Regions from separate parts of the Mus musculus genome. Here all the other regions are linked to region 2. The links are chromatin loops, found by intact Hi-C in ENCODE. Cell type or tissue: left cerebral cortex. All regions are shown on one strand. Each heading gives the region's core, and the rest is flanking DNA. Links, peaks and the distances in the headings are about the cores only.

The links. Peaks named below come from ENCODE experiments on the same cell type or tissue, not always from the same donor. Only the 100,000 strongest peaks of a DNase experiment are listed, where the experiment ranks them.
Region 1: a loop joins it to region 2, with 2.7 times the contacts of the local background. A loop is called at or near these places in 11 of 42 quality-filtered maps.
Region 3: a loop joins it to region 2, with 6 times the contacts of the local background. A loop is called at or near these places in 21 of 42 quality-filtered maps.
Region 4: it touches region 2 in a loop (4-fold over the local background); 14 of 42 quality-filtered maps call a loop at or near these places.
Region 5: a loop joins it to region 2, with 2.3 times the contacts of the local background. A loop is called at or near these places in 4 of 42 quality-filtered maps.
Region 6: it touches region 2 in a loop (4-fold over the local background); 19 of 42 quality-filtered maps call a loop at or near these places.
Region 7: it touches region 2 in a loop (2.3-fold over the local background); 7 of 42 quality-filtered maps call a loop at or near these places.

Annotation. Positions count from the first base shown.
Region 1 is chr7:132,245,119-132,249,448 of GRCm38, reverse strand. Chst15 (carbohydrate sulfotransferase 15) reads left to right here. Exons shown (of 8, transcript NM_029935.6): 6 at 1,429-1,585. Among named protein-coding and RNA genes, the nearest start is that of Gm10584, 68 kb to the left of the region's middle. In left cerebral cortex, for the core only: no CTCF peak of the experiment used is centred there; DNase peaks (open chromatin) are centred at 1,668 and 2,390; H3K27ac peaks cover 635 bases.
Region 2 is chr7:132,314,762-132,319,091 of GRCm38, reverse strand. It overlaps Chst15 (carbohydrate sulfotransferase 15), which reads left to right and starts at 1,864. Exons shown (of 8, transcript NM_029935.6): 1 at 1,864-2,045. Gm10584 (predicted gene 10584) reads right to left here and starts at 3,428. Exons shown (of 1, transcript NR_028578.1): 1 at 801-3,428. In left cerebral cortex, for the core only: CTCF peaks have their summits at 1,597 (motif pointing right), 2,343 and 3,463; DNase peaks (open chromatin) are centred at 2,392, 2,816, 3,140, 3,413 and 2 more places; H3K4me3 peaks cover 2,732 bases; H3K27ac peaks cover 2,604 bases.
Region 3 is chr7:132,469,302-132,473,631 of GRCm38, reverse strand. No RefSeq gene overlaps it. Among named protein-coding and RNA genes, the nearest start is that of Gm35147, 5.6 kb to the right of the region's middle. In left cerebral cortex, for the core only: a CTCF peak has its summit at 2,107 (motif pointing right); a DNase peak (open chromatin) is centred at 2,094.
Region 4 is chr7:132,549,747-132,554,076 of GRCm38, reverse strand. No RefSeq gene overlaps it. Among named protein-coding and RNA genes, the nearest start is that of Gm35249, 14 kb to the right of the region's middle. In left cerebral cortex, for the core only: CTCF peaks have their summits at 2,099 (motif pointing right) and 2,606; DNase peaks (open chromatin) are centred at 2,138 and 2,589; H3K4me3 peaks cover 555 bases; H3K27ac peaks cover 619 bases.
Region 5 is chr7:132,371,893-132,376,222 of GRCm38, reverse strand. The region is part of intron 4 of Gm34908 (a long non-coding RNA gene); the gene reads left to right. Among named protein-coding and RNA genes, the nearest start is that of Gm34908, 12 kb to the left of the region's middle. In left cerebral cortex, for the core only: a CTCF peak has its summit at 2,478 (motif pointing left); DNase peaks (open chromatin) are centred at 2,397, 3,302 and 3,682.
Region 6 is chr7:132,224,231-132,228,560 of GRCm38, reverse strand. No RefSeq gene overlaps it. Among named protein-coding and RNA genes, the nearest start is that of Cpxm2, 72 kb to the right of the region's middle. In left cerebral cortex, for the core only: a CTCF peak has its summit at 1,688 (motif pointing left); a DNase peak (open chromatin) is centred at 1,673.
Region 7 is chr7:132,364,186-132,368,515 of GRCm38, reverse strand. The region is part of intron 4 of Gm34908 (a long non-coding RNA gene); the gene reads left to right. Among named protein-coding and RNA genes, the nearest start is that of Gm34908, 20 kb to the left of the region's middle. In left cerebral cortex, for the core only: no CTCF peak of the experiment used is centred there; DNase peaks (open chromatin) are centred at 2,393 and 2,631.

The sequences.
Region 1 (4,330 bases), core at 253-4,252, 70 kb after region 2:
ACAACCAAAACTTCAACAGTTTTATTTAGTTGAAGGAGCTAATTGCCTCCTATGAATTTTTCCTCCCCTACTTCCCCTGCTGGCCCTTTCTCCCCTCTTCCTGTCTTCTCTCCTCTCCTGCCTGTCCTAGGGGTCTAGATATGTAGTCAAAGCTGACCTTGAACTCACTATGTGGTTCAGGTTGTCTTTGAACTCAAGATCTTTCTTCCTCAGCACCCGTGAGTGCTGGGATCACAGGTCCTCACCATTCATAAATTTTCCTTTAACAGCAAGATTCATGCGAACACGGCACATTGCAAACATAAAGATGAACCAGTAACTGTCAAGGGAGACTGGCAACTCCTGTGGAAAATGTGGTTACATGCAATTGCACATATATGTGGTGTTTGCTTGGACTTGCAAACATATCCGTCTGCAGGGGGTTCCATGCCTATGTGTGAGACTTTTATTCTGTAGCCCAAATTGTCCTGATAAGTCGCTACCTATCCCTCCAGACCTGGAACATCAGTGATCCCCTACCTCCACCTCCTAGCCGGGGAGGATTAGAGGCATGAGCCACCATGCACAATTTTAAATGTAACTTTAGACGTTCAGGATATCAATGGGAAAAGTCAGGAATTTCACATGGGGTTGTAACCTTGTGTGGATCACAGGTGCCCTGGGTTCCTCTTAAAAGAAGGGGATGGGACAGTACAGAGTGTTTCCTGGCTTCTCTTTGCTGTGGAGTGACTTTTGAAGCCTGGCTGCAAGGACAGTCTCTTTCTGAGGTAACTAGAAGGAATTTTAAACAGCGAGGTACGATGGCTCAGTGAGTAGAGGAACCTTCTGCCAGGGCTAGCAGCCAGAGCTCAGCCTCTTCACATACATGGTGGTTGGAGAGAACCACGTCTTGTCCTCTGACCTCTACATGTGTGCTGTGACTTGCTCTGCCACCCCCACTCCCCCAAAATAACTGCGGGGTTTTGTTGTTTGTTTCTTAAAGCAGATATAGGCAAGGTGGCCTAGCAACAAGCCGGAACACGAGTTTCATTTGTGGAACCTGTGTAAAGGTGAACGAGAGACCTGATTGCACAGAGCTGTCCTCTGGTCTCCACACCTGTACGATGGCCTTTGCATGGCCTCCCCACACTCTGCTAATAAATAAAATAAATTTAACAAGAGAAAGAGACAAAATCACCAACTAACAATAAAACACAGTATTGGTCAGTGTTTGGGGGCAGTGTAGATGTATCTGAGCAGGAAGGGTGGGTGGTATGTTACAGGTGGGAGCAAGAACGGAGGGGGCTCATTTGAAAGAAAGGGAGGAAAATTGTTGTATTTTAATAAATCAAACCAGCTAATGTAATGGCTAGCCGATTTTTGTTGTCGCCCACGTGGTGTGGTTTCACACCCTCGGATGGTAAGATTATCCATTTATTTTATTCGCAGGTTGTACTCAGACTATCTCTACTTCGCAAGTTCCAATAAATCTGCAGATGACTTCCACGAGAAAGTGACGGAGGCTCTGCAGCTGTTTGAAAATTGCATGCTGGATTATTCACTGCGCGCCTGCGTCTACAACAACACCCTGAACAATGCCATGCCCGTGCGTATTCACCAGGGCAGCCCATACAGAGCAGGCCCACTCTGGTGCTATTGTGTGCAGCGGGGCATTGTGAACAGGGTTTTAGTGCAGAGACGGGAGGGAGGTGGGGGGATGGGGACGGAGTGTTTGAATGTGCAAATGACACCCAGCCAGCTGCCTCTGAGCAGTGGCTAATGTGGAAGAAAAATGCTCCCGGCTGAGAGAGGCACAGCAGCAGCTGGGGCCTCTGAGCCTGCTGTCTGTGTCCCTCCTTCCTTGCCTGTCACCCAGAAACTTTGCATCCTGAATCCCCCTGCCTCTCCTAGAGACCCAGGGTGCGCTTAGGAGGGCTGCCATTTAGTAAGGCTCTGCAATTAGAGCTGGCAGACAGGAGGACACCCAGTCCTTAGGTTGTTTCAGAGAATCTTCATAGCATTGGCTTTCAGAATTACCCACCAGTGACGGAATGCTCCAGCAGGCTCTCCACTGCAGAATGTTCTCGCTACCCCTTGTTATCCTTCTCTAACCTTCCAGTCTTATGTAAAATCTCTTGCTGGAGGTGAATCCTCTTAAGTTACCTGAGGTCACATCTCCCACACAAGGCTCCCAGGCCTAAGTGTTTCCCTAGCAGGGCTCTTACATCAGGTAGCCTCCTGCCCGATGTATGCTGTGTCCCACATCCGGCATTCACAGATGTAGATGACTAGCACGCCCCACCTCAGGGCAGTGAGGCTCAGGGGAAAGATGTCAGGCTCTCTGCTTGGCTACTCTGTCCATCTTTTCTTAAGCCAGGGCCAGCAAGCAGGAGTCTGGGCTGTCTTCTTGTATGCATTGTAGTTTGCATTGGCAAGGAAGACTCAACATAGATAACCACATTTTCAGTCAGGCAAGCTTTGGAGGCAGACTGCGGTGTGGGTTCATTCTGGCTTTCCCTGGCTTTGCTCGTGTGTCTTAGCCTCTCTGAAATTCAATTGCTTTATTCTAGGCTGGTATAGGGACGGGAGACTGGGAGTCATTTACATGTGCCATACTGACAAACTATGGTGCTGCGCCCTGGCACACTTAGGTAGAGCCCACCGAGGGGTGAAAGTGCTCAAACCTGATAGGAAAATGATGGACTCTGCCAGCGTTGGCTGCCCAGCAGCCTAAGGCTGTGCCTTGATGCAGGCCCCACTATTGCTGGAGCTTGCTGACACAGGCGGGGCTTCCAAGGCTCTGTCAGGTTGCCTTTTGTAGCCAGCTACCCAGTAATGGGGGGAATCCAAGGCTCAAGTCTAGGCTTTGAAACCCCAGCTTTCTTCAGGGCTCTGGTGTGTCTCCAGAAGTTTCTTCTTTAGGGTTTCCAAGCAGCAGGCTCTGGAGGGTGGGGGAAGGCAGGTGGGAGAAGGCAGGTCGTCAGTTATGAGAATTCAGATGTGCTCGAAGGCAGCCTGCCTCAGGGTTGCTTCCACTCTGGTCCTTTTGGAATTTCTTGGGTTTGATGATGCTGTGGAACTCTGCAACGATGCCTGCAGCGTAGGTGGGATAACAGGGGCGGAGGGAGGGAAGCAGGAACAGGCCAGATGAAGAGTGAGGGGTGATGCCCTCGGCTAAGTTAACATGTTTCCTTAGAAGAGGCAGCAACAGTCACTGAAGCAGCTACCACCCAGTTCTCTCTTCTCAGAGATCTCCTGAGAATTCAGAGAGGGAGGGGCAGATGTAGGCTCATACCAGCCTAAGTTGGCTGGATGTCTTGGGTAGAGAGAGGCAGGGCTTTGGAGTCCTGACACAGGCATAGTTGGATTTCATGGCTGGGAACCAGGGCCTCTCCTGCCCTGCAAAGGATCAGCATCCGATATAAACAGCTGTGGATGTGGTGGTATTTTCATCCCACCCCGAGGTACGCCCTAGGAAATGCAGAGCCAAGCTACATGCATCCTGGCTGCCTCTAAATAGGCTTCCTAGAGACCGGATATCCTCAGCTACATCCTCCCACAGAGAAGAGGGGGATATCCTCAGCTACATCCTCCCACAGAGAAGAGGGGCATGCCTGGTGTGTTTCCTCTCTTTGCTGTCTTCAGGCCAACTGAACATGGAAACACCGTTGTGACTGGACAGGAAGTTCATGGGTTGCCGTGTGAGTCTCTCTACCTCTGGGTGTGATAGATACATTCTTATTTAATCTTTGTCAAGTCCATTGGTGAAAGATAGGAAGTATCTCACTTCAGTTTGTTGCTCACTGGGTACTCTCCTAAACTTTAGCTCCTCACTGACCTCTGAAGTTGTTCCCATTTTACAGATGGGGACACTGAGGCTCACTGAAGGTGTACTCTATTTGCAGCTAACAACAATTTGGATAGCCTTTGAAATCTGTCTTCCTTTTCTTGCTCTTAAAAATGGTTCTGAGACAGCAGGAGGCATCCACTTCAAATTTCATTTATGACAGGCTTTAGCATGACAACAACCATAGCTTAGCACTGCTTGTTTAAGGAGCGCTCCAGGGCCGTGCCATGGCAGTGACGGGTGACTCTGCGGGGCATAGGGGGTGGGGGAGGAGGGGCGGGCAGTTAAGGATGGTGAGCACATTGTTTTGGGAGATGGTTTCTCCCCTCTGGAATGGGGAAAAAGTTCCCTTCTAGCTGCTGATGCATCCTATCTACAGCGTGGGGCATGTGGTTAGTCTCCTGAGTCCTGGCACGGCAGGTGTGCCGTTGCGGCTAGTCATGCATAGCCTATATTAAGTAAGGCCTTCATATGACTCCTCCCTTCCCTACAGTCTTTCCTGCC
Region 2 (4,330 bases), core at 153-4,152:
TGTGTGTGTGTAGTCTTGGCTGTCCTGGAACTCACTTTGTAGATCAGGCTCCACTCACAGAGATCCACTTGCCTCTGCCTCCAAAGTGCTGGAATTAACGGTGTGGACCCTATTGCACACCCCCCCCCCCCGTCCACTTTTGTCTCTTACGTAGGAATTGCTGAAGGCCTGAGCTCCAGCTGTCTTCACAGACCTACCCATCCATTCTTCTCTCCCTGTCTTCATTCACACGAGGCAACTGGGTGTTGTCAGAGCTTTTTGGAATAACAGGCTAATTTTTTGAAGTTAATGTTGAGGGGGGAAAATTAAAAAAAAAAAAAAAAACCCTTCTTCAGGTAAGCTCAGGAACATATATAATACCTTGGAAAGTCCTGGTGGAACTCATATCAAAGTGGCCCAGGGATTTTACTTAAAAACAATTTGTTCCCATGTCAGCTGTGATTTCTGACACCTGAATTTGAAAGTCATCTGGGTGGGCCCAGCGCTATCCCCATAATGGGGCATGTATTGGAAAGTCCCCATACGTGTGGCCCAGGGATCATGTTCCACACACTCTTACAGGAAGGGATTTCCTCCTTGCTGTTTCCAAAGAACCTTCACTGTGTTTGCTTAAACCGGCCGCATGCCCTGGTCTGACAGCTGCCTGGCCCAGGACTTTGCTTGTAGGCGCCTGCACAACCCACCCTCTTAAACAGCAACCTGCACTGTGTCCCAGTGCAATTACTCGAATATATAAACCTTACTGAAAGGCAGTCTTTTCTCCGGAGCTAATAAATAAACCCCAAAGCCACAACGTGTGTAAGACCATGAAAAATGGCATCATTATCTATTGGGAATTGTGAACTCTGCAAAAACCAGCTCATTGTATTTTTAGAAAAAAAAAGGTTTTTGTTTAAAAAAAATAATAAAGACCTCCAAATCACTAAGCCAAGTCTACATGGGGGGAAAAGCAATCCAGTCTACCGACTGGGAGGGCAGTCTCACTGCTTCATTAATCTTTCTTTGCAGATTTTTATATAAGAGGCAGTATTTGTTGGGAAGCTAGACAGTGGTTTTTAAGAACTCCCCTGTCATCCAGGGTTCCTATCTGCAGTCGTGACCCTCTGATTGTGACCTCTGACTCAGTCGCCGTGGATGCTGAACCAGAACTCTAGGACTTTGGGGGGTGAGGTGGGAACCTCAAACAAGACTGAAAGGGGCTCCCGTTCTCTAGAATCACCTTTAGCACATATGCCAGCATTTTACAGTTAGGGAGCATTTTCCCGGTTGCTTCAAGAAAGAAGATGCTGGACTCTGGCCATAGGAACGTGGGCAGACCCAAGACTGTGGCTTCTATCCTATTCCCCAGAGTCTGGGGTTTGGTGCTCCAAAGGCTGTCCCGAACAAGTCTTAAGAGTTTAAGGTGTCATATTTTATGTTAACTGATTTCATCTTCAGCCCACAGCCGATCACTGGAGCCTTTCCTTGAAGCAGTCCCAGTAGGCCACTGCGGCAGTGGTACTCGGGGTCCTGTAGAACCTTACCTCTCAGAAGAAGCAAACCTACAGGGCCCAAGAGCTAGGCAGCCTTTGTAGAATGCAAAAATACAACAGAGGGCGCCGAAACCACTCGCGTCAGTGGCCTTGAATATCAATGTATGGGCTGTCTCTAGACTGCCAAGTTCCTTAAAACTGTTTCTGGTAGCCGGGTCACTGCCACACACACCAGGTTTCGGTTTTGTCTTGTCGGAGTCACCGCAATACACAAACTGTATTTACTTGCTGGGCGAGGGGGCGGGGACCAAACCCACCGCTCAGCAGGGCGCGCACGCCTTGATCTTGCATTCCAGACTCGAGCTGATGTGTGTCAGCGCGACATGGGGCGGGGGGAGGGTTCTGTTCAGAGGTTTCATTCGCCATCTGCAAGTCACTCCCAAACTTTTCCTCCCAGCGCTCGGGGAGTCAGGTTGACGCGCCCTGGGTGCGGGGTGCTAGGCGCGGGGCTGGGCGCGCGCTCCCGCGGAGTCGGAGCTGCAGAGGCTTCCGAGATCGTCTTGGGCTTTTCAGGTACAAGTTGGGCTCTGGGTGACTGGGCAGGGGGTGGCGAGTAGCGGCGGGCGGAGGTTTGGCTCTGGGTCCCGGTGCCCCTCTGCGGGTTCGCCCAGGTTGGCGGGGAATGGGCGCTGGGAGTCCGGACCGCCAGGGCTGTGTGCAGCTTCACTCCCTGCGCGGAGGCTCCGGACGCGGAGGCGGCGGCGGCCCAGGCAGACAATGAACTTGGAGCGCGCCGAGCTCCGGCAGGTTTGGGCCCGCACCCCTCGGTCAGGCCTCCTCGCTACAGGCACGGTCCCCTGTAGGAGGCGTCCTTTTCGCTGCGCGGTCCTGGCCGTGCTCTAGGTGCCCAGCACGCCTGGGGACCCTGCGGGAAGGACTACCGGTGGCGGAGCCGGGGCTCACACGCCCCCTCCCTAGACAGAGCGAATGTGGTCCGAGCTCCAAGACAGAGGACCGGGTGCTGGCGTGGTGGCGCTGTGGACAGCTGGAGGCCGGCGGAGGACGCACGCCGCGGGGCACGCACCGGCTAGCTGTCCCGCAGAACCGCCCCAAGGAGTCAGAATTCGCGCGACCCTGGGTCGGCCAGGAACTGAGAGGGAAGGACGACTGATATAAGGCCAATGAATAGACAGATCGGCGATTTTCTGGAGCGAGCTCTCCACAGGCAGAGCTGGGGACCGGGATTCCCCTAGTCGTGTTCACTGCCCCTCCCCCGCACACTTTAGGGGAAGTTTCCAGGCGTAGCCTGGGGCAGGTACGTGGGCATCTGCCACTGTCTCTGGGTACCAATCGGAGCCGCCTCGGGAATCCGGGCTCTAGCCGCACTGCCGCTCTGGGTGGGAAGGCTCGTGTGGGTCTCGGGGAACAGCCCCAGGCGTCAGCGTCTGTGGGAGCAAGATTCCCGAGGAGACACCGTGGGGACAGGCCTGGGAGGAACCGAGGGATCAGTCTCAACTTTTTTTACTCGCCGCTTTTCCCATCGTCGCTGTACCCTAGTCCCCGAAGCGGCCTGACTAGGGAGTCTCAGCTGTGTCTCCCGCCAGCTGGGGAGCAGAGAGCAGAACGAGGCAGCTCTGAGCTAAGCCGTGGGGGCGGCGGTGGCGGGTGGTGATGGTGGAAGCCGAGAAGGCAGGGGCCCGGACGCGAGGAGCGACGCTGAGGATGTTGATAGCGTGCTAGTCCGTGGGGCTGTGTGCTCCAATGGAGTGGAAGCGGGCGTTGTGTCTGGTAGCGGGTCTTGGCGCACTTGCCCATGTGGAGCCCGGGGGATCCTGGATGGCGGCAGGGCGAGGGGAGCCAGACTGTGCAGGGAATGAATGGAGAGCAGGGGAAGCGCCTTCTTTCTCCTTCTGGCGAATCGATTGGCCGGCTTGCGCTCATTTGTGTTCACGTTTAGGACTCCGAGGTCCCGCGCACCCTCGTTTTGACTGCCCCACCGTGGTCGAGTGTCCACGTTGCCTGCCTGCCTGCCTGTCTGGATCCGCTAGAGCGAGCAACCCAATGCTAGGGCTGGTTTGCTTACTGCTAGGCTACTGGTGGCTGGACGTGGGCACCTCTAGTAAGCGCGCTTTGTCCGGGTTGGAACCTGGGGGTGGGAGTGGGGGTGGGGCACCTTGTCCTAAGTCTTCTAATAGATCTGCTGGACTCTCACTGTGGCGAGTAAGTTAATGGCATGGAGTTTCCAGGAATGAAGTTCAGGAAAGCCTTGTGACAGCCTGTGGCCAGCGACTCTGAGCTGGTTACTCTTTTATCAACTGCTACTTCGTTCGGGCCGGTGGGGTGCCTCTGTAAGTGAGGACTGGGTCTTCAGAACATCCACTTTCTGCAATTCCTGACTGGACGGTGTGGATCACTTCCTGGGTTAGGGTGAGCATCCCAAAAGTTCATCTGAGAACATCTGTAGTCCCCTCTACTCAAGGTGAGGCAGAGGAAACCGGGAGGTACAGAAGCTCTCCCAAAGTCTCCCTTGGAACTCCCCTGCTCTCCAACTGATCTTTCCTGTCAGCTGTCTCATTGCAAAATCAAGACTCCCTTCTGCAGAATATGACATTGACTGGTTTTGCAAAGTTGATCTGTTGACTGATCCACAAACACACACATATGGTTTTGTTCAAAGTAGCTTGGGAATAAAAAATGGTTTATAATTGGGTTGGTTTTGACCAATAAGTTTGCTTCCCCCCCGCTCCCCCCAAACTAAAGAAAAACTGAGGATAATTTTCCTTTTTTCTTTTTGTCATCTCAAGAGATGGAGTTTGGAGGGGAAGTGGCTTGCTATTGTTGTTTCTCTACTAGGGCAG
Region 3 (4,330 bases), core at 245-4,244, 150 kb before region 2:
TTGGTGAATGAGGTAGAGTGGGTTCAGGGACGTAGGAGGTGTCTAAATATGTCAACTCTGACCCTGGCTTTATAGGCAGTGCAGTGACAACATCCAGTCACCTGTGTCAAAGCTCCACTTGGCCTATCGGGTATGGGAGTTTTTATGTGTGGAAGGGAGGTGCCTATATCTAAGTGATGTGTGTGTATATATGTCTGTGTCCCTGAGTCTGTGGGTGTCAATATATTTGTGTAAGATGTGACTTGTGTCAGTACATTCAGGGTGTCTGGACGCCAATGAGTCTTCGGTGTCTACGTATATTACAGTCCATGTGTTTCTGAAAGCATTTCTTGCTGTACTGATGACCCTGTGGTCCTGGACAGTAGATGACCTGAGACCATTCCAGTGGCAGGTCCCTGCCATATTCAGCTCTATTATATCTACTACTTAAGTGAGGCACGGACCCCCTGAGGGCTCAGAAACTGACTGATGACTCCCCACTGGTAAGTGCCCAATCTAGGCTCCACATCCAACCACCTAGGCTTGGAGCTTTGGTCTTAGCCATATTTTGAGCCCCAGCAAGCCCAGGATCTAGGAAGTATACTAAATATCTACGCCAGGTCACAGGCAGGGTGCTTGGTCCAGATTTCATCCTGGAATCTTGTCCAAGGGAATGACCCCCACCATGCCTCCTTGTCGCTTATCGAGACCCAACAAGACACTCTATTTAGAGTCAGTAATGCAGCATTGAGAGCCATTCTGGGGATCTGAGCCTCACAGTTGTTCACAGCTATAGGGCTACCTCTGGACTGTTGAGGAGGCTGACTGAAGCTAGCTCTGTAAGCAGCTGCTGGCAGGTCTTCCACAAGCATAAGGAGGAGCCGTTACTCAATGTTGGTCTGGGTCTCTGGGTGCCTTCAGTGTGCATATAGTCCTGCTTAGCCAGCAGGATGCAGGATGCGGGGACTCCTCATCCCAAGATGTCCATGCCACTGAAATGTGCTTCAGGGAGAGTGGGAGATTTATGGCCAAAGTCATTTTAAATGGAATTAGGTGTCTAAATCAAATTTGCTGCTGTTTCTCCCTCTCCCTCTCTCTCTCTCTCTCTCTACACACATACACACACACACACACACACACACACACACACACACACTACCTCTAGAATACCCTGTTTGCATGTATATACACAAAACACCGGCCCTAGAGAGAACACTGACCTTGAGGCACAAAGGTATTTCAGCTTCTCATTACTAGTCACTTGGTATTAGTAGGTACCACATGGTGACATGGGCTGTGTTTCTGTCTGTCCTGAAGAAATGATCCTCCCAAGAGCATGGAAGAAGCTTATGGATATAGAAAAAGTGCTCTGCTAAGGTCACATGCCAGAGACAGGGCCAGTCTGCTCCAATCTAAACCCCATTCTTCTATCTAGTGGTACCAGGAGTCACCCTTAGAAGCCTGCTGGATTTTTACGTTTCTACATTCCAACCTGGCTCTTGTGTGAGAAAAGGAGTACGTTTTTGGCACCAAGTTCACCCTAAGCTTGCTATAGCACCGTGGGAGGAAGGCTGTCAGGTAAAGTAGAAGCTAACGATCGAGGTTTGCATTTTGGGCTGACTACACTGCAGTTGTTCTACACGTACCCCCAAGCGTTTGACACCGAATCTGTGTAGCTCATACCCGTGTGCTCGGTGTTCAGGTATATGTGGGTACCCTGAGCTCCTTCTCAGTGGCTTTGGCACCCTGAGTGAGGTAGGGTACACTTCTCTTGCTGCTTGCGCCTCTTAGCTCTGGACCTTCTTAGATGCTAGGACAGGAGGTACCATTTTCCAGGCCAACCCACCTCTGATTTCTGCCCTCGAGGGAGGCTCCCAGACTGACCCATGAGGAGGTCCCAGCTTGGCCTGTCTCCTTTTATTTTTATTTTTAAAAAAAATCTCCATCAGTAACTTGATTGGAGGAAACAAGACCAGGCAAGGTCTGTCTGGGGGGAGTCATTTCACCTTTGAATTCCTCAATTTCCTTGTCTGAAAAAAGAAGCTGTCCAGCTTCCCCCAACTCCCCTGGAAAGTGCTGGATACAAGAAAATGCTTGACTCATGGCAAGCACCCAGCCACCAGAGGGCACTATGAAAAACAAATCCCACAGGACCAACTAGAAGACCTCCCAGAGGACTTGGGAGAGAGTGGGCTCTGCTCGCTCAGTCAGACATCAGAGGATGGGGTTCTCAGGGACCGTTATCCATTCTGGAGGGAGGATAACGTTTATCTGCATCCTAGGTTCTGTCTGGAGGAGGAACCACCACTTCTAGAAAGAAATCTCTAAGATGTAGAAGGTCACTCAGCCCCTCCCCACTGTGGCCCAGTGGGTCCTTGCCTTGTCTTCAGTGGTACCTCTTTGCACCCATAGTTATTATGTGTGGCTTATTGCAGACACTAAGGCAAAGTGTTCCTGGAGAGGACAGGGTGGAGGACTGCCTCCTAAGTGACTCCGCCCCTCCCGTCCCCCATCCCCCATTGCTGTAGAGCAACCCTACTCCCCCAAAGAATTTTGGGATACTGAACTAGATAGGAATTAAAGTTTCTTTAAGCAGGACCTTTGGCAGGGCAGGCATGACAGGGCAGGCGTGAGACGGGGGCTGGGGCCTGTACTTTAGCAACTGTACCATGCACAAATAACCATATGGCCTCTGACCATAATCAGTTACTCAATTCTCACTACATTCTGCAGTATGAACACCATGCCACCTTAACAGTCAAGAAAGCTGAGGCTCTCGGCGTGCAGGGAGTCAGCCAATTCAGGATCTGAACTTCATCCTGGAAGGACATTTTTAAAGGATGGGATCACAAAATATGTGTGGGGAGGTGGGGTGGGCAGTTGCATTAACCAATCATATTTTGATATAAGGGGTTAAACAAGGAAGTTAAGGCTGGTGACTTCTCCTTATCCGGGTCATCTGTTTTCAGGGTCCTTGAGTCAGCTTTTGCAGTCAGGTCCCCTCCTGGAGTCTGACCTGGAATCTAGAATGATAAAGAACAAGGACTGGGCAAGCTGCACGCACTCAATTAAGTGGGGACAGGCAGCACACTATGACTTGTGTGCCTTGGCTAGATTCCCTCTTTGCATCCCTTACTGGCTAACAAACAAGCATGGACCATCTGAAGAGGCCAGAGAGTTGGGTTCTGCAGCCTGGAAACAGGAGTTTAGTTCTGTTTCTGCCAGCAAGGTGGAACTTGCTCCTGAGATGGCCGAACTCAGGAAACTATCTGGCAACAGACCCAGCCCATCTTGCTCTCTGTGTATGCCCCTGTAGAGCCCACCTCTAAGTCCATGCAGATACGTGTCTTCTGGATCTGCCCCTAAGGCTTCCTCATAGGTCAATGCTGAGCCTAGTCCCAGCTTTCTCTGCATGCTCTCGCCATCCATTCAGTCCTGTCTCCAGTGAAACCTGTAGGTCCAGTGGAGCCTGTAGGCTAAACCAAATCAAGATGATGGTCTCCCCAGAGAGGTGGCAACTGGACAGAGGGACATCGTTGATTATACCTGCTCTTGGCCTAATGTCAGCACTCCACCTCTGCCTACCTAAGCTTCTCTCACACCCCAAATCTGGGGCTTCTGCTCACATAAGCACCTATATCACAACCGTCTTCCTGTCCCCAACCCGTCATCCCTGCGGTTGGACTGAATGCTATCTAGAGGGGGGCAGTTCTAGGTCCCTGGTGACAGGTATGTGTCCATGCGTGGTGGTGACCAGAGGTCAATCTCAGGTACTGTTTCTCGGGTGCTGTCTACTTGTTTTTGAGACAAGGTCTTTCACTGGCCTGAGATGGCTGATTATGTCAGGTTGGATGTGTAAGGGCAAAATAGTCTCCTGGCAATCAGAGGGCCCAGGGATGCTGTAAAAAAAAAATCACACCACACAACATGCAGGAGATTTATGGAGGGTGGGGGAGTGAAAGACCACCTCTGAGTGAGGATAAGAGGGTAAGTGGGGAGGGGACGAAGGGAAGAGGAGAGGCCAGAAGTGTATAGAAAAAAGTATGTGACCCGACTAGCATTGGCTGCTAGTGATGATGGGACTCACTGGTACTGAGTCACTGAAGGCAGAGTTGGGGGTGGGGGAGCACCTAGTTCTGAAAAGTGGGTGGTTCTCGGTTTACCAACGGGCTGGATGCCCCAGGGGTCTGCCTGTCTCTCCTGTCCCTCTGGGTCTTACAGGTATATGCCACGATGGCCAATTTTCTTTAGATTCATTTCAGGGGTTGAACTCAGGTCCTCTTGTTTATATAGCAAGTACTTAACTCACTGAACCATCTCCCCAGCCCATGTTTGTCTCTTAACACACGAG
Region 4 (4,330 bases), core at 145-4,144, 230 kb before region 2:
GTTTCCGGAGCATGGCTGAGATGCCCCTCGTGTATGTAAAAGCATTTCAATTCATTTCTAGTTTGGGGAAGAGATTCTTTAAAATGCCAGTGGGAGCCATTGTGGTGAATAATAAATACACAATAGCAACTTACTCCTGTGAGGAAAAACTCAAGTCATGCTAGGACTTCTTCCATGGTTCCATGAGTGTAGAGTAGCTTGCTTCAGAGCTTTATTAGCTTCCTACCTCAACCTTTATTTTTATTAACTTGCAAAGGATGCTCACCCCTTTGCATCAACCTGTTCCTTTTTTTCTTTTTTCTTTTCTTTTCTTTTCTTTTCTTTTCTTTTTTTTTTCTTTTTTTTTTTTTTTTTGTTTTTTTCGAGACAGGGTTTCTCTGTGTAGTCCTGGCTGTCCTGGAACTCACTATGTAGACCAGGCTGGCCTCGAACTCAGAAATCCACCTGCCTCTGCCTCTCAAGTGCTGGGATTAAAGGCGTGCGCCACCACACCTGGCTCAACCTGTTCCTTTTAAATGTTCATGAAACATCTGGTCTTTATAAGTTGCATCAGGGTGGGTAAGGATAAGACCTTAGGTGGAGGGCAACATAAGGGGAAAAGGGTTTCCCAGAAGAAACCAAGCAAGATTAAGAGAGCAGGTGTATAAAAGAGATCACAAGTGTGTGTGTGTGTGTGTGTGTGTGTGTGTATGTGTGCGTGCACGCACACATGCCTCTGTATGCACATGTGTGTGCACAGTTGCATGCAGGAGTTTCCAGACCATGACAGATAGAGAGCCTGCAATGGAAGTCCATGTAGCTGTGTCATGCTCTTCTGGTGTCTTTCATGAGAGGAGCTCTGAGACTCCTCTCATGGGGATGTGGACACCTTTTTATGGTCTGCTCTTAATGCAGGTAAGGGGTTTTCACCCTCCCTGTGCTTGGGTGGACACCAGCCATGCTTATCCTAAGAAAAGTTATTTTTATTTTATATGTATATGTGCGTATGCCTGAGCGTATGTTTATGCACCACATGCGTGTCGGTACTTCAGGAGGCAAATAGAGGGTGTTGGGTCTTCCTGGAGTAACAGGAGATTGTGAGTTGCCCTCTGTGTGTGCTGGGAACTGAACCCAGGTTTTTTGCAGAGTAGCATGCCCTAAACGCTGTAGTTTTACAGTGTCATTATCTGAACCCTAAGAGCAGAACTTGGGTTAAAGTGGTTCAGCCTAAGCACTGACAGTTTGTCCTAGATGACAGCTTGTCCTAGATGACAGCTCGTCATATAAACTGGCGACATCACACTTGGAAACCTGCTGATCACGGTAGGATCCCCCCAGGCTAGCAGGTGGTAGGTGAGGGGTTACTAATATAACAGCCCCTAATCTGGTTTGCCTTAACTACTAATTTATGGTTCCTGGGTTCTAAGCCTTGTATTTTATAGTAACACAATGGAACTGACTTCAAGATGTGTATGCACACAGTGCATAAACTCCCAAGTTTTTCCTAGAGAACACTGTGGCAGCCCTGTCTGTGTGCCCCAGGTTTGTTCTTTTGGAGTGTACAGGCCCAGACAGAACTTGTGAGCATGAGGGCACACAGCTGTGGTAAGGAGCCTGCCCGGGTGCCTTGATGACTATGAATATCGAGGCCAGCTTCAGTTTTGTTTTGAGCTAGGCTGACCTCAGGCCAGCTCACTCTTGTCTATTCTTTATGAAAGCAGGCGAATTAGGCCCACTTTCCTTCGCTCACGCTGCCCACTGTTTTTTAAAGTGGAGTCGGATGCCCTATGAGTCTGAGCTCTTAGTTAATGGGAACCACGGCCAGCTGGTCCCTACACACCTTATGAACCCACAAAGGAGCCAGACTGAGACCCTGGTAGGTTTCTTGGAGGAACCTGCCAGAAAACACCCACCATCTTCAGTGACATTTCCACTTCCCATCTTGGGTTTTTAGATTCCCTTGATGACTTAGTCTCCTTTGAAGTCAGTTTTCCCGGGGGGAAAAATGGTCCGTTTCTGCGGAGAGGGACCTTCGAGTTCTGTAGAGTAGTTAGGGATGTCTTGAGTCAGACTTAGAGCTAAGCACTGGTAGAGGAGGCCGAAGACGTATTTGGACAGCAGGGGGCACTGCCGGCAAAGCATTGCTCAGGTTTCAGCCGCGACGCGCGTGCGCGCAGGCCAGGGAATCAGCACTGAGACCAGGAGCCAATGGGTGCAGGGGATGGGGTGGTGTTTCAGGGGTGGTGTTAAACTGTTTTCTTCCAGGGCTCGCTGTCCTTTGCTGTTCCTTGGTTGCAAATCTTCTTGGCTGCAGACTTCTGTACTTTCATAAAACTTGGTTGTTAGTGTGCAGACTGAACGCACACTTTGAAAACAGTTGAAAAAAATGCAGAAACAATTCCCTCTGCGGCGCCGTGACTGTTCAGGTCTGGGTTCTCCCTTATGTGCTCTGGGTCCCCGGTCTTTTGACTGGTTAAGGGGTGTGAATCATGTTCACCCACTTGTCGCCCAGTGCACCTTATCGGTGCCCATCCTCTTGCCCCGTTCAGAAGACCTGGTAACCTAGCCCGGGCCACTTCCCTGGGGGCGACTATCACCTGTGCATTCTCTAGGAGGGAATAGAGGGCGCCCTAAGCCTATGGAAAGGGCTTGCAGCGTGGAAAATGAAGGCTAGGGCTAATGGTGTGAGTGGTAGGAAGGTGCTCTTTGGTTGCACTTGGTTTTCTTGCACTTTGTCTCTGCCACCTCACTGTGGCCTCCCTCTGTATGTGGCTCAGTCGACAGCTGTCTATCTACCATTACATGGTGATGACCTAGACAGCCAGGACTGGGAGGCCCTGGGTGTGTGAGCGCTGAAGGAGAAAAGAAATACCTTTTCTCATCCACCCTGTGGTCATGGCTGAGGCCTCTGCAACAAAATGATTAACAAAGAGAAAAGCATACACATTTATCTAATAGAAATTTTATGACGCCTAGGAGCCTTTAAAGGAAATGAAGAATGGAAGAAATGGTAAACCTCTGCATTTGTTTTTTTTTTTTTTTTTTTAAGCTGTGGTTTTATCCTGTGAGAACAAAACAGACTGTGACTGGATAGAAGTATGTGATCTAATGTTGATAAACTGGGGGCCTTATGAGGTCTGCTTGTTCAGAGTCTTTTGTGTCCTTGATGTCAGTGTCAGGGACTTTACTTCTCATTAGGGGACACTCCTCAAGTTCTCATGGACTCCTGCACGTGGAGAAGAGTCCTGGCGGGAGTTCTGAGGAGGGGCTCTTTCCCTTCCTGGCAGGAGCGAGATGGGAGAGGGTTGCTTCTGAGGCAGGAGGAGACTGGTCATCAGCTTTGGACATGCCAGGCAAACTCTGGAGCCTTAATCTCTTCCTTTAAAAAAATGGGGCAGCAGGCTCCTCCAGGGAACGGAGGACACATCGAGGAGCGTGGCTTCAGTTGAACCTGCTGGAGGCCTGGGTTCTAATCCCAGGTGTCCTGCTCGGGGCTGCTGCTCCTGCCCCCTGGTCTCCTTCTGATGAGGGTTGAGTGGCAGAGTATGTTACCTCTCAAAGAGGATCAGATCACATCATTTCTGCAGCAGCCCCCAAAGCCAGTCTGGAGGAGGAGCCAGGCTGTGAAAGGCAGTCAGCTCTGACCAGAGGAGCCGAGGCCTGACCTCCATGGAGCGGGTACTCTGACAGCATCTGTGCTGTGGAATTCAGCTCTTATGTCCCAGGCTTGTGACCCAGGACTCCTGTCTCCAGCCCGAGTGGCCCTGTGTGGTTCTGTGTGTGGCTGTGTGGTGGGGCGGGGACATGGTCCCTTACTCTCACTTGTTTGAGTCCCAGCTCACTTCAAGAGACTGTTCTTTTGGCATAGTGATGGTACTATTCCAGGTGGAGAGAGGTTCTGCCTTCCTCTCTGGAGGAAACTTAGCCTCAGTGGGTATCTAAGAGATGGGGGTAGGTGTAGAAGTTAGGTCCAGTTCTCGTTGCCCTCCCCAGCCCCATGCTCCCGGAAATACAACACAGACTCAAAATATATTTACAAATACCTTGGCCATAAAGCTAGGCTCTTCTCTGACTAGAATTATACTTAAGATAATCCATTTATTTTAATGTACATTCTGCCATGAGTCTGGTTTCATTGTTTAGGTACCATGCATTCATCTTCTCACATCTTTCCGGGCAGATCATCCATGCCTGGTTCTATCCCAGAATTCTTCCTCCTCCCAGATGTTCCACCTTCTACTTCCTGCCTTGCTGGAGTCTAGCCCAGCATGAAAGGGTCCCAAGGAAAGGCAGTGATGGGGTATGGAGTCAGCAGTGAGGCCAAAGTTTATTTATCTTTGCCAATCTTCTG
Region 5 (4,330 bases), core at 124-4,123, 57 kb before region 2:
AGATAAAATATTAAATAGCTGTCTGCCCTCCCCCAAGTCAATGCATAGATTAAATATAATTTCAATCAAAAGATGTTTTAAAATCAATGTGCTTTGAAGTCTCATGTGAAAAACAGGACTTGGCAGGAATTTCAAAGAATACTCTCAGAATGAAGCGCTACAAGGTGAGGAATAGGGAGAGAGGAGGGCGGGGGGATGAAAGGACCCCCAAAGCTTAGTGTAAAAAATAAGCTGTTGAAACCTCAGCATTAGCTCCTCCCAGAGAGGGGCAGGAGGGGGTAGCCCAGGGGCCTGCAATACCAGCACACAGCTGGATCCACTTTCCATAGCAGTATTAAGGAAACTGTGTTGGATGACAAGGTAACCATTGAGTATCGATTAGGTTAGGAGGCTGGAGAGAAGCTTACTGCTCTTTTAGGGGACCTGAATGTGGCTCCCAATACCTGCATCATATTACTCATAACCACACGTGACACGAGTTCCAGGGTCTCCAAGGCCATCTTTTGGCCTCTGTAAGCAAGTGCACTCAAATGGTGCACACAAATCCACACAGGCAGGCACACACATACATACACATAAATAAAAATCTTTAAAAAATGATAAAATTGGATCTGCATAACACCGCATGCCCAATAAACTCCAGATGGATTAAAACATGAAATATGGAAAAGTATTTTTTTAGTTAAACTAATGGGGTGGAAACCAGAGTCATCCATCAGTTCTGTGTGGGAATCACTCAACTTACAAGTAACAGAGGCAACATCAGGAGAGGCTGAGTTGGGTGTAGAAAGTCTACAAGGCTCCAGAATGATGACAGCCAAGGGAATTCAGTAGAGGGCATTCTGGGGGAATATTCATACTACAATGGAAGGTAACAAGATTTTAAAAATATAACTGACAAATAATTCATACTGTGACAGCTAAAGAGTTGCAGTGTTTTTAAGCACTCCAACTGCAACGGTTGCAAAGTAAAGACTATGGTAGAAGCCAACCATGAGAGAAGATTGTTCTTCTTGGTAGTAATTGCGGCAATTAAGCTTGGGCTATCACTCTGTACTATCCATTGGATCATTTACTGTTTGACCTTGAACCCCCAGCCCTTGCCAGGTTAAGGTGAAAAGAGCAGAGTCACTGAAGCCAGTGGCATTGTTACCAGGGATGATGTGTCTGAATAAAATCATGATACAGAGCGAGAACCATAAACATCCATCCAGTCTAACCAATCCCTTCTTTCCCCACATGAAACTGGGTGCTAAGAAGACTCAAATGGAGGCAAAGCTCACATCTGCAAAAATGTGCGTTAACATTAGAATAGTGAGTTTGATAGTGGAACAGAATAGAGAGAAAAGCAAATGACCTTAACGTTCCAAGAGAAGGAGATCTATCAGTTACAGAGTAACTTCTCTACTCAAGCAAACACAGAGAAAGGATTAGTTGCTGTGTTAGGGCTAAGGCTTAAGTGCCTTGGAGGGGGGAACCTGTGTGCATGGGTTACACTTACATATGTGTACATTTGAGGGGCACTCATCCTTCTGTGTCTATGTGGAGGCCACAGGTCAACCTTGGGGATTTTCCTCCATTGCTCCCCTCCTTCCTTTTGAGGCAGAGTCTCTCACTAAGTTTGAGAGCTTCATTTTCCACTAGACTGACTGGCCAGTGAGCTCTAGAGATCCATCCTCCTCTGCTTCCCAGTGCTGGGGTTTCACATACACACTGCCATGCCAAACTTTTATGTGAGTGCTGGGATCCAAACTTAGGTCCTCATATTTATAGCAGTTGCTTTACCCACCGAGCCATCTCCAAGTCCAGAGAAATCTCTTATGAATCAATGAATGAATCAATAAATGAATGAATGAATGAATCAATCAATCGTTCTCTCTCCCCCTCCCTCCTTCCTCCCCTCCCTTCTTTTTCCTCTTCCTTCTCCCGTTCCTTTTTAAATCTCTCCCTCTCCCTTCCCCACTTCCATCCCAACAACAATATGACACATGCATGGAGCCCGTAGACTCAGGCGGCTACGAATTTCCCACAATACCCCCCATTCAGCAAGACTAGAGCTAGGCAGGCGCTTGGGGGGTGGGGGGGACGGGACTGGGAGGAGTCAGGATCTTCTTACATTTTCCAAACACACTCCTGCATTAGGTAAGAATCCAAAGAATGAAACATTAGCAGAACAACCTACATATTTAGGAAACGTGTGCATACTAGCTGCAGCTACACTGCCAGTGAACCCAAGTACTATTTTGGGTATGTCTGAGAAAAAGAAAAAATCCCCCTCCTGGTGAAAATACATCACATTTTCAGCAAAACCACAAATCTCAACACTCTGGGCATCTGTATCCTGGTCTAACAGGAGAGCTTGTGTTTCCCAGATCTTTCTATCCATTCATTCCTTCTAGGGCTGCTGCCGTGGGGGGTGGAGTTTCCATGTGCAGCCACAGTGATGGGCTCCCTGCTCCCTGTGCTATGCCTTCCCCTTGTGGCTGACCACTGCCAGTGGGTGTGTTCTCAGGCCACGTTCAGGCCCCTGCTCCTTCTTCACTTCATCCAGTTTTTGACTCTTCATGGAGGATGGGGGTTTGGTGGGAGGAGCAGGCTCCCCAGGCAGGCTGTTATTTCCTAGTCAGCCTGTGTTTCTTCTTGTGCAGTCTTTCCCTCCCGTGTTTCAGAGCAGCAGCTGGGGCTACTTGGGGGGGGGGGGCAGAGTAAGTCTGGGGAGTCTCTAAGTGGGCCTTATTCTATTCTGTTCCTCCGGGGTCACCATGTCAGGTAGCTGCCTATCAGTTTCTTCTATTTTGATGCTTTTCTCTCCGGGTACCAATGCCCCTCCGCCTTGTCAGACCTCCTCTAGGGGCCTCTCTCCTCAGAGTTCATCACTGAGGCTCGCAGAAGTATCAGCCTGCGTTTGTTGACTCTCGTTCAGTTCATGCTTCCTGGGCTGTGGCCCCCAGATAGTTCAATAGGGGTCAGCCAGAGATTGCTTCTGTGTTCCAGATTTTTCTGTGAAAGATGAGGGTCTGTTTCTGTTCAGGGGACAGTAGGGCAAAGTGGCTTTTTGTCTCTTACTAGTCTAATAGGTGTCCTGTTGGTAAGCCAGTCGGGAGAACATATGGGGTTCTCACTGGGGAACAATAGAGATGGGAAGACGATCCGAGCAAATCTGAAATCACCAGCTCACCCTGGTCTTAACAAAGACAGATTTCACAAAGCTTGTCCGAGCTGGGCTTGTTTTCCACGTGCCAAGATGATGAGTCAGTCAGGGAATGTCTTCTGACTGTGTTTGGGGGTTAACGGTAAGGCTGTCATAGGCCTGGGGTTCAGGCAGAGAAGACGGATCGGTGCCGTGTTTCTGCCACTCCCTGCCCTGTAGCCTGTGTCTCTGTTGCGTTTCTGACAGTACAGTCCAGGCTGATAAATTCATCTCAGATCCCGAGGATGCCCCAGCATGTCTCTTCCAGAGAAATGAACTTTAATTTATTTAAATTTAATGGAAAAGCATATGGAGGAGAACGGAAAGCTAATTTAAAATAGTGCTCAAAGCAATCAATATGTTAACGGATTCCTTCAACTTTCTATGCTTGGCTGCAGAAAAAAAGAAACCACACCAAAGAAGAAAAAAAAATCCTTTAAAATGTAAGCTGATCCCGGCACCTCCCTCCTTTTATGTTATGAAAATGCTGGTTTTGATGTTTGGAGCTAGCTCATGGAGAGCTTAAGTCGAGCAGTCTTGTAAACATTAAAATATGTTCTGGGAATCACGGATCATCTTATGGTATCAGAAACGGGACTGGAGGTGACTTTAGTCAAAAGGTCTGTTCTGGCATGGCATAGCAGGCAAAGCATCCCACGCTGGAGGAAACTAGTGTGTCCTTTCTGCACTGGAGTTTCCTCATCCCCAAAGAGGGTATCCCTACCCTTTCATACTCTTGTGAGAAGCCAAGCGGTATGGGGACAGAGATTGCTCTACAAATTGGCAAGTTTGCAATTGCATTCCCAGGATGTCAGCTGGGGACATCTGACTCCCAGGTAGCCATTGTCTCTTTGAGAGTTAAGGGCATAGTTTTCTTACTGCATCCTTTAGAGGAGACAGCCTGTGGAGCATGGTCCCTAAGGGCTTGTTGGGTTCAGCTAAGCGGATCTGAGGAGACCAAGGTTGATATATCCTTGTTCCCAGCTGTCTGTGCATAAGCCACAGTGTGGGATGTGCTGCCATATCTCCAATCTCTGTTTGGCCTCAGCCTCCTCTTTCTCCATCTTCTGGAGAGGCTGTGTGGTGTGGTACAAAGGACAGAGCCTTGCAGCCAAGGACTTGAGTTTGACATCTGCCTCT
Region 6 (4,330 bases), core at 137-4,136, 91 kb after region 2:
CCAGTTTGGAAAACTGCTGATTTATCTAATATTTAATTAAATAGCATTTTTGTTTTGTTTTGTTTTTCGAGACAGAGTTTCTCTGAGTGAGTCTGGAACTCACTCTGCAGAGCAGGCTGGCCTCGAACTTGGAAATCTGCCTGCCTCTGCCTCCTAAGTGCTGGGATTAAAGGCATGTGCCACCACTGCCCAGCATTAAATAGCATTTTTATAATGTCCAAAACAACTGGCATAAAGAGGCTTGGGAACAGATATAATTGAATTGTGGAGGCTATAAAATCAACTGGAGCATCTTGCAGAATGGCCTAAAACCAGGAGAGCCAAAACGTCCTGAGCATCGTGGTGGGATGTTTCCTGACATGGTAAAAAGCCTGACACTGGAAAGTCCAGATGTGGAGCATCTGTGGTGACAGGGCGAGAACAGTCATGCTACCACTGACTGTCACATGGTAGGCACCAGGTCCCTTGAGAGGGTACCTGTGAGTTTCTCACTGGACTCCCCCTCAACCTTTGGGGCAGGTCCTGTCTGTGCTCTGGTTCCAGTTTGAGGGTCATCAAGCTGAGGTCCTGAGCCTAGGAGAGGCAGAGCGGGGGGCCTTGCGCTTAGGTCTGTTGGCCTAGAGACGGTCCTAACTGCAGATTCTCAAATCAGAGTCTGTGAAAAGATTCCTAAAGAGGCAGGTGGAGCCAGCGAGCCAGCGGACCAAGGCTGGGCTGGGCGGCCACGTAGTTCTAAAGGTAGAGCCCCAGGCAGGTAGTGAGGGCCAAGATCAGTTGGGGTAGCAGCTTTAATGCCATTCACCCACAAAAGCCCAAGGAACAACCCATGGGATCCCTCTTGGCTTTAACCTGGTTCTGTCCTCATGGAAGTGTCACAGTGGTCTTACTGCCTTCCTCTACATGGGCTAAGACGCACTGGGTTGCCACGGCCAGCCAGTTCTTAAGTTGGCTTACGAGCCTTGTGGTCAGCAGTTTGGGTTGCTGTGGGTTCGAATCATGCTGGAGGAATGGGGTTGGGGTTGATTTCTTCCAGGACTGCCCTCCAGTCCACACAGAGGCCATTGAACCTCTCAACAGTGACCATAGCAACTGCTTGTTTCTTCCCACCTCCACATGAGATAATCCAGGGAACTCCTGCCATGAACAGCACAGTCAGCAAAATGGAATTCTGGAAATTTCCTACATGAGCGAGCCAGCAGTTGTTCAAAAGGCAGCGTACAAAGGCTCAGCTTAGGTAAATTTCCTATCCCCGCATCACCCTCTGCTTCCCCTCACTCATGAGCCTCTCTATCTCTACCCACACTCTTGCTCCATAGAGTTGCTTCCTTATTTACCCCAAGGCCAACTTCAAGGGTTATTTGCTTCTTGTACAAGAGCTGGGCCCATCCCCAGACACACAGCAGTGCAGAGCATTTTGAAGAATGGATGCCTAGAAAGAGTCGGACAGTCTCAGTTTCTCCGCTTCTGATTGGGGTGGAATCTAGAGGTTTTCATAGGGGCCTCTGTTGACTTTGGAAACAACCCACTTGCTCCATCCACTAACTCCTACAATGCCTTTGCAAAAGTGTGTGCAAGAGAGGGTGGGAACTGGGAGGAGAAGTGGGCAGTTCTTTCCCTAACACCTTGGGATAGCGCTGCTAGCAACCAGGAAGATCTGAAAGGTAGCCCTGCACTGCTCTCTTGTGGTTTACCTTGGTATTGCATCAGAAAGGCCTTTACTAGTCTTTGAGCAAGTAACCCCACCAAGACAGGAGGGCCACTTTTAAATGTAGGGATCACCTTTGACCTGGGCCAGGATTAACCTCAGTAAAGGGGTATTTGACACATCTGAAATCAGTCATTGGGCAGTAGTTCTGAAGAGATCCAGCAGTAACCGTGGATTCTTCCACATACGACTTGCTCCCAGCAGAGACTTACAGGAAGTCCTGTAGAGCGTGCCAACAGCATCCCCAGGAAAGTGAGGCTGGAAGAAGGTGCACAGATGTTGGCCTGGTCTCTATCCACCACTATCTATCTCTGACCTACACCACAGCCGGGAATGGGCTAGGCTAAGACACCACCCCTGCAAGCATCTTGTAGTGGCCGGAAGCCCCCTCCTCCATCTCCCCTTTACCCAGTCCTTCCACACTCAGACCCACTCCCCTTCCAACCCTTTTTCAGACACCCAATGAGCCAGCCTTCTGCAGCCCTCCATGACTGTAGGCGCCAGAGGAATTGTGCCTCTGCCAGGGAAGGCCTCGTGGCAGCATCAGGTTCCACCTGCAGATCAGCAAGGCTCTCACCCCCTCGCCTCTGTCCTAACCCTCCCTTTTCTGCTTCTCCCAAACGTTCCTTCTGCTCTATATTCATCATCCCTGCTGGATGGATGCCTAGTTCCACGCAACAGCTTCCACACCTCTGACCCCTTAGTCTTTACTCTCAGACTCCTCTCTCCCAGACCTCAGACAGCTCCCGTCCTAAACAGAGTTGGATTCAGCAGGCAGGCCTAGGGAACTGTGACTCCCTCCATGCCACCCCTTCCCCATGCTGTCCCCTTCCACCCATCCCACCCCTTCCATGCTGTGTGGTGCTAATTCACCATCTATCAGGCCTAGTTTGGACACACAAGTCCAGGACTACCATCTTGACAATAGGGTCTCAATCTGTTTTGCAATGACCAGGGGGGCAGGGCAAGGCTGTCCTTCCCTGCCTGTCTGCTTTTGGGTTCATCCTCCCATGACCTTTTGCTGTCCCTTCAGCAGTGACAAGGTTTGCTTGGCCAGACTGGGCTGGAGTGTTGGTTAACGTTCTCATCACTGGCCCGAATGCCTGATGCAAACATCGTAAGAAGGTATGTCCTGGGGTTTGCAGACCCAGAGGTTTTAGTATAGCATGGGAGGGAGGGTGTGGCCAAGAAGAGCGGGTTGCATCCTGGTGAACAGCATGGTCTCTCTCTTCCCTCTGTGCCATTCTACTTGAGCCTTCTATCGGGATTTCAGAGGGCACTGCTCACCTTCAAGGGCATGTCTCCCATCTGCCTTCTCCAGACACTCTCTCACAGACACACAACACACCAGAGGAACACTTTACTAGTCTCCTGGTTACTTCTCTAGTTACTTTATCTAGTTTCCATTCAGGTTGACAATCAAGATTAACCATTACAGGTGGCTTTGGGTTTGGGCTACTCCAGGGCAAAGGAGCTAGAGAAGCCACAACAGTACAGATCTAGGGGAATCCACAGTTTCCACAAGAAGCCAAGCCAAGCCCACCCCAACCAGATCCCAGATCTGTTGCCAGGATATTGGGTGAATACCAGCTGAACTCTAAACACTTTTTAGAAGGTCTAGTTTGTGACCCTGGACTTCAGTCCTTGGGTCTGTCCAGCTGTCCAGGTTCTTCACTTCAGAGATGCGCCTTTGGAGTAGAGGCTGCTCAGGTCAGTGTCTAATGGGAACCTGCATAATATCCACTGAGAAGTGACTCATTGAGGTCGGACCTCAGCAGCCCGAGTGTGCTAAGTGTCCAGAGGACAGGCTGTGCCCATCCTAGTATCCCAGTACTCCAGCCCCCCCCCCAGCACCAAAACACCCCAGCATCCCAGACCTCTAGCCCCACAGCACCCCAGCATCCCAGCATCTCAGCACCCTAGCATCCTAGCACCCTAGCCCCCAGCACCCACCATCTCAGCTCCCCAGCACCCAAGCACCCTAGCCCCCAGCATCCCAGAACTCCAGCCCCACAGCATCCCAGCACTCCAGCCCCCCAGAATCTCAGCCCCCAGCATTCCAGCTCCCAAGCCCCCAGAGCCCCAGCAACCCAGCATCCTAGCATTCCAGCTCCCAGCATCCTAGCACCCTAGCCCTCAGCACCCCAGCACCCACCATCTCAGCTCCCCAGCACCCAAGCACCCTAGCCCCCAGCATCCCAGGCCCCCAGCATCCTAGCACCCCAGAACGCCAGCATTCAAGCCCCCCAGCCCCTCAACCTCCAGCATCCCAGCCCCCCAACATCCCAGCACCCCCAGAATGTCCCCACTGTGGTCAGAATCCTCCTGTGTTCCTGATGACTCTCCTCACTCCCTCCTCCCCATCTGTCAGCCTCTTGGAGTTTTTCTTCCCCCTCCTATCTGCGCAGCCTCTATAAAATCCCATGTGGTTACCTCCCAGGTCACTAAAGCCTGCTATGGGTCTATACCATCGACTGTGCTATCAAAACTATTAAATTTTAAATGATTTGGGGAGGAATTATTTTTAGTTCCCAAACTATAATTTGGTTCATTTTCATATCTGGCTACTATTTTGTTTTCATAGAATATTGTTCTTTCAATATACTTTTATTCCCTTTTATGCAT
Region 7 (4,330 bases), core at 198-4,197, 49 kb before region 2:
GGAACAGGTGTGGGTGGCCTTCCCAGAGCTGAGACTTGAGGAAAACAGGGCGTGTTTGTCACATTGCTGTGACAAAATACAGGACAAGAAGCAAACTTATGAGAGAAAGGGTTTATACTGGCTTACCAGTTCATCTTGACTGGTTCATCATCAGAATTACAGCTGGCTCAGATCCCATGGTCAGTGTTCAGTGCTGCCATTTACTGAGTGCCCGCCCAGGAGACAAGACAGCCTTTAATACTTGGGGGCACATTAAACTTTTCCTACCAGCCCAAGGAGTGGAGGCAACTCCAGACATCCTGGCCACAGGCACAACCCACAGCCTCAGCTATGACCCAGTACACCTAACCCAGAATTGCTAAAGCAAAGCCAACACACAGACCACCTAGGCTAACCCTCCAGGACCAGTATCTCATTGTCTCTCACAGGGACTTGGGCCATAGTAGAGGACCACATGATGGCAAGGGAGTCGTGGCAGAAGGAGCAGGGGACAGCTAGTCACATTCCATCCACAGTCAGGAAGAGGAGAGAGAGACGAATGCTTAGGCTTAGCTGACTTCTTCTCTTTATGCAGTCCAAGCCCAGGGAACCAGGCTGCCCGCCTTTAGGGTGGAATGGGCTTCCTACATCAATTAACCAATAAAGACACCCCTCACAGGCATGCCCTACCCTCTGAGGTAATTCCAGATTCTGTCAAGTTGACAGCACGAGCCATCATGCAGGCCTAGACCATCGTTCCATACCTGTCGATTGGCCCTCTTCATAGCTGACATCCAGGGATGACATTAAGTCCTGGATTTGGCTTTCTTTTTCTCAAACAGAAATAAAATTGTCACCAGACATTAATCTCAGCCATCAAGATTATAGACTGGCTGCTTAGACATTTGAGGTTTAACCCATATTAAAAAACATCCCAGGAAGCAAACGAGGTCTGTTCCAATGGTGATGGTTGTGAGGGAGTTATCTTAGTCAGATAGGCCCAAGACTGAGAAAGAAGGAACCAGGACAGAGGTGACAGGGCTGGGGTGAAAAGCCATGCCTGGCACAGGCTCTTAGCTTCTGAGGTTTGTGTCTGCCCGGGACAGTGCTGGAGGCACTGAGAAGCTCAAGAACAGTACACTGTGAACAGGGACCAGGTCGCTGGCCTTGCCCTCCCCAGTAACCTATCCCCACCCGATGCTGGAAGGAGACAGTAACTGGATCCTTCAAACAGGAAAACTTAAGGGGAGATGGGAGGGGGCAAGAGCCAGACATTGGTCCTAGCCAAGTGACTGGGTGCCTAGATGAAGTTTGCACATTCCACAGGCACTGTGGGTCTGTGGCTCACCTGAATAGAACTTGGGCTGGCTGCTGCGAGGGATAGCTTTGAGAACGTTTCTGCCTGTAGTAGTAGCCTCCGACTTGACAGAGGTCTCTTGCCGTCTTTCTGGGAGAAGGTGCCTGGCCTATGTTTGAGTGCTTAAAGGTGTGTATTTTAAGTATGTGTGTGTATACACACGCTTGTGTATGTGAGGGTGATTGTGTATGTTTGTATGAACACATGTGCAAGTGTGTAAGCACGTGTATGAACACTTCGCACACACAACCTGCTCCTTTTCATCAGTTTCTCAAAGTGAGGCCCCTGTTGGATTGCCCACCCTGGGTGGTAGCCCGTTCCTCGTTTCTTCCTGTTTCTTGTGGTTCAGTGGTTCTCAAGCTTCCTAATGCTGTGACCCTTTAATACAGTTCCTCATGTTACGGTGACCCCCCAACCATGAAACTATTTCATTGCTTCTCTATAACTATAATTTTGCTGCTGTTATGAATCACAATGTAAATATACGATATGCAGGGGTCTGATAATGTGACCCCTAAATGGGTTCACAGGTTCAGAACCACTGCCGAAGTTGGATATCTGTAGTGTCTTACCTCTGGTTGGCACATACTCAGAGATGACCAGCTGTTCAGCTCATACCCAGCCTCTCTTCTGTTCTGGAACAGCCAAAGACTGTGTGCGGCTGTTGAAAGTCTCCCTGCTCCCTCAGTTCCTTCTCTAAAATGTTCCTGCCTCTGTACCACCACAGTCCTTGGCCTCCTCTGACCAGGGATCTGCGTTTTCTGACTCCTTCAGGTGAGGAGTTGGTAATGAGAGGACACTTTGGTATTGTTACCTCTTTGCTAGGTGACTGTGAACAGATTACTCTCTGTCCTGGGCTAGAAATGGGGAAAGGAATTTGGTTCTTAGAGGCTATTTAGCAAATCCTCACAATACTAAAACAGAAGTTAGCTCTCTGCTTCTTCTAGCCCACAGGGATGAGTCTACTGTTCATTTCTGCCAGCTTTCAAGCATGTGTAAATCTTAACTGCTTTGAACAAACCAGTTGGCCTCTTTCATAGTAGCTGGGGGGTTTGGAAGAGTGATCAGCATAGGACATGAACTGGGCTCAAAAGTGGCTCCGCCTTGGACCAAATGGTGACTTGAATATTCCTCTCAGGGGATAATGATGTTGAATTTGAGGTACCCAGAGGTAGGTGGTCCTAACTGGAGACCGGCATAGAATGGGTGTCTCACTTCTCATTTCTGTTCTCACCATCTGCCCTTCTGTCACCCCCTCCCACTTACTTCCTGTGGTTTGGCTGATAAGCCTGAAAGGGGAAGACTCTTGTACTCTCAGTGACGATGGCTGAGGATGGCAGGTAGGCAATGATACCACGGTGCGGGGGACATTGACAGTTTTCCAAATGCCCCATATGGCTTGTCAAGCTATGTCAATAGAACCTCTGACTGGTGTGGGTAGATGAGAACATGCTGGAAAAATCCAGTCAGTCCACATCACAAGGAAAAGCTCAGTGGGTGGGACAGTGGGACCTCTGCCAAGACCCCAGGTCCATGAAGAAAGCTTTCCTAGTAACCTTGCTTGGGCCATTTTGCTAACCCTTGACCAGTATACCTACTGGGGCAGACTTGCAGGCTCTAACATGGAGGCCTCGTTCCTGAAATCAAAGTCGAGAGAGAGAGAGAGAGAGAGAGAGAGAGAGAGAGAGAGAGAGAGAGAGAGAGAAAGAGAGAGACAGACTTCTGGGTAGACAAATGTCCCAGTAACCTCTCGCTCCCTCACCTCTTCCTGCTTTGGCCATCCCCAGGCACTCCATAGCTCAGACGGGCCTTATTTACTGACAGCTGCATTTATCTGAGACTGCCAAGCCCCAGTCATTGGTGCCAGTGGCCTCCTGTGGATGACGACAAGTCCATAGTCATTTTCCAACCCCTCAGAGCCTCCGTCTCAACTGTGAGGTTTGACAATATTCACTTGGCAGGTTTATTGTGAGGGCTGAGCAAGACATGTGACCATGGCTCCACCATTGGGAGCCCCTTGCACTGTGTCCATTTGCACACTGGGCTGTAGAACACCCAAGAACTCGAGACCAAATTCATGATGTTGAAGGGATGCTTGCAGGATTTTTTTCCGGGGGAATAATTAGGGGTTCGTTCCTAGTAAGACATGATAGTTTCCCCACTTCCCATTTGGGAGACCAAGTAAGGGTCAAGGGTCACTGTGCTTGAATTACAGTCATCTGTTCAGGTTTGTCTCCTCAAGAAAGAGCCCCATCTCTCAGATTCCTCCTCCTAGCTGCCTGCTGGCTCCCTGTTCTTGCCTATTTCCTTTTCCCAGCTGCTGTCCATCTTGATTCCTCTTAGCCTCTCTCCTTGGCGTTACCTCTGATTTGCCTCTTCCCATCCAGTGTGGTCATCCTCAGCCCTGCCTGGCTCTACCGGAGATGAAAGCCCTGCCTGGCTCTACCGGAGATGAAAACCCTCCCTGAGGCTCTCCCACACCTTCCTGTCTGTCAGCAGGCTTCTAGCTCAGACCTAACTGCTTTCCTTTCAGAGCACTGAGACCTGACCCTGTGTTTAGTGAGGTCAGGGACAGGGACCATCTATTGACATCGTGTTCCCAGGCACTGCTGTGTGCTGATTCTTCACACCGATGAAAGAATGAGTGGTCTGGTGTTGTCTTATGATTTTGGCAAAGATCGTTTTACTTTTGATGCAAGAGGACCCCCTACATATCCACCTTCTAGGTGCTGTCGCCTCTGGCTTTGAACACAGGTTTAAAATAATGAACACTGTCCTTTGGATTCATGCTCTACCAACACGTGTGTTGAGTTTCTGGAACCCTGGTTGGGTCTAGTTTTCACGAAAAGTAAAACTTCTCAATTAAGTTGATACTGGAGATTACCGGGTCAAAGTCTGGGCTCTGGTAGCACCAAATATGCAGGCTCAGCCTCTTGTACCTTAAATGCCATTTAAATAGAAAAAGAATATAGAAAAGCAGAGAAAGGAGATCTA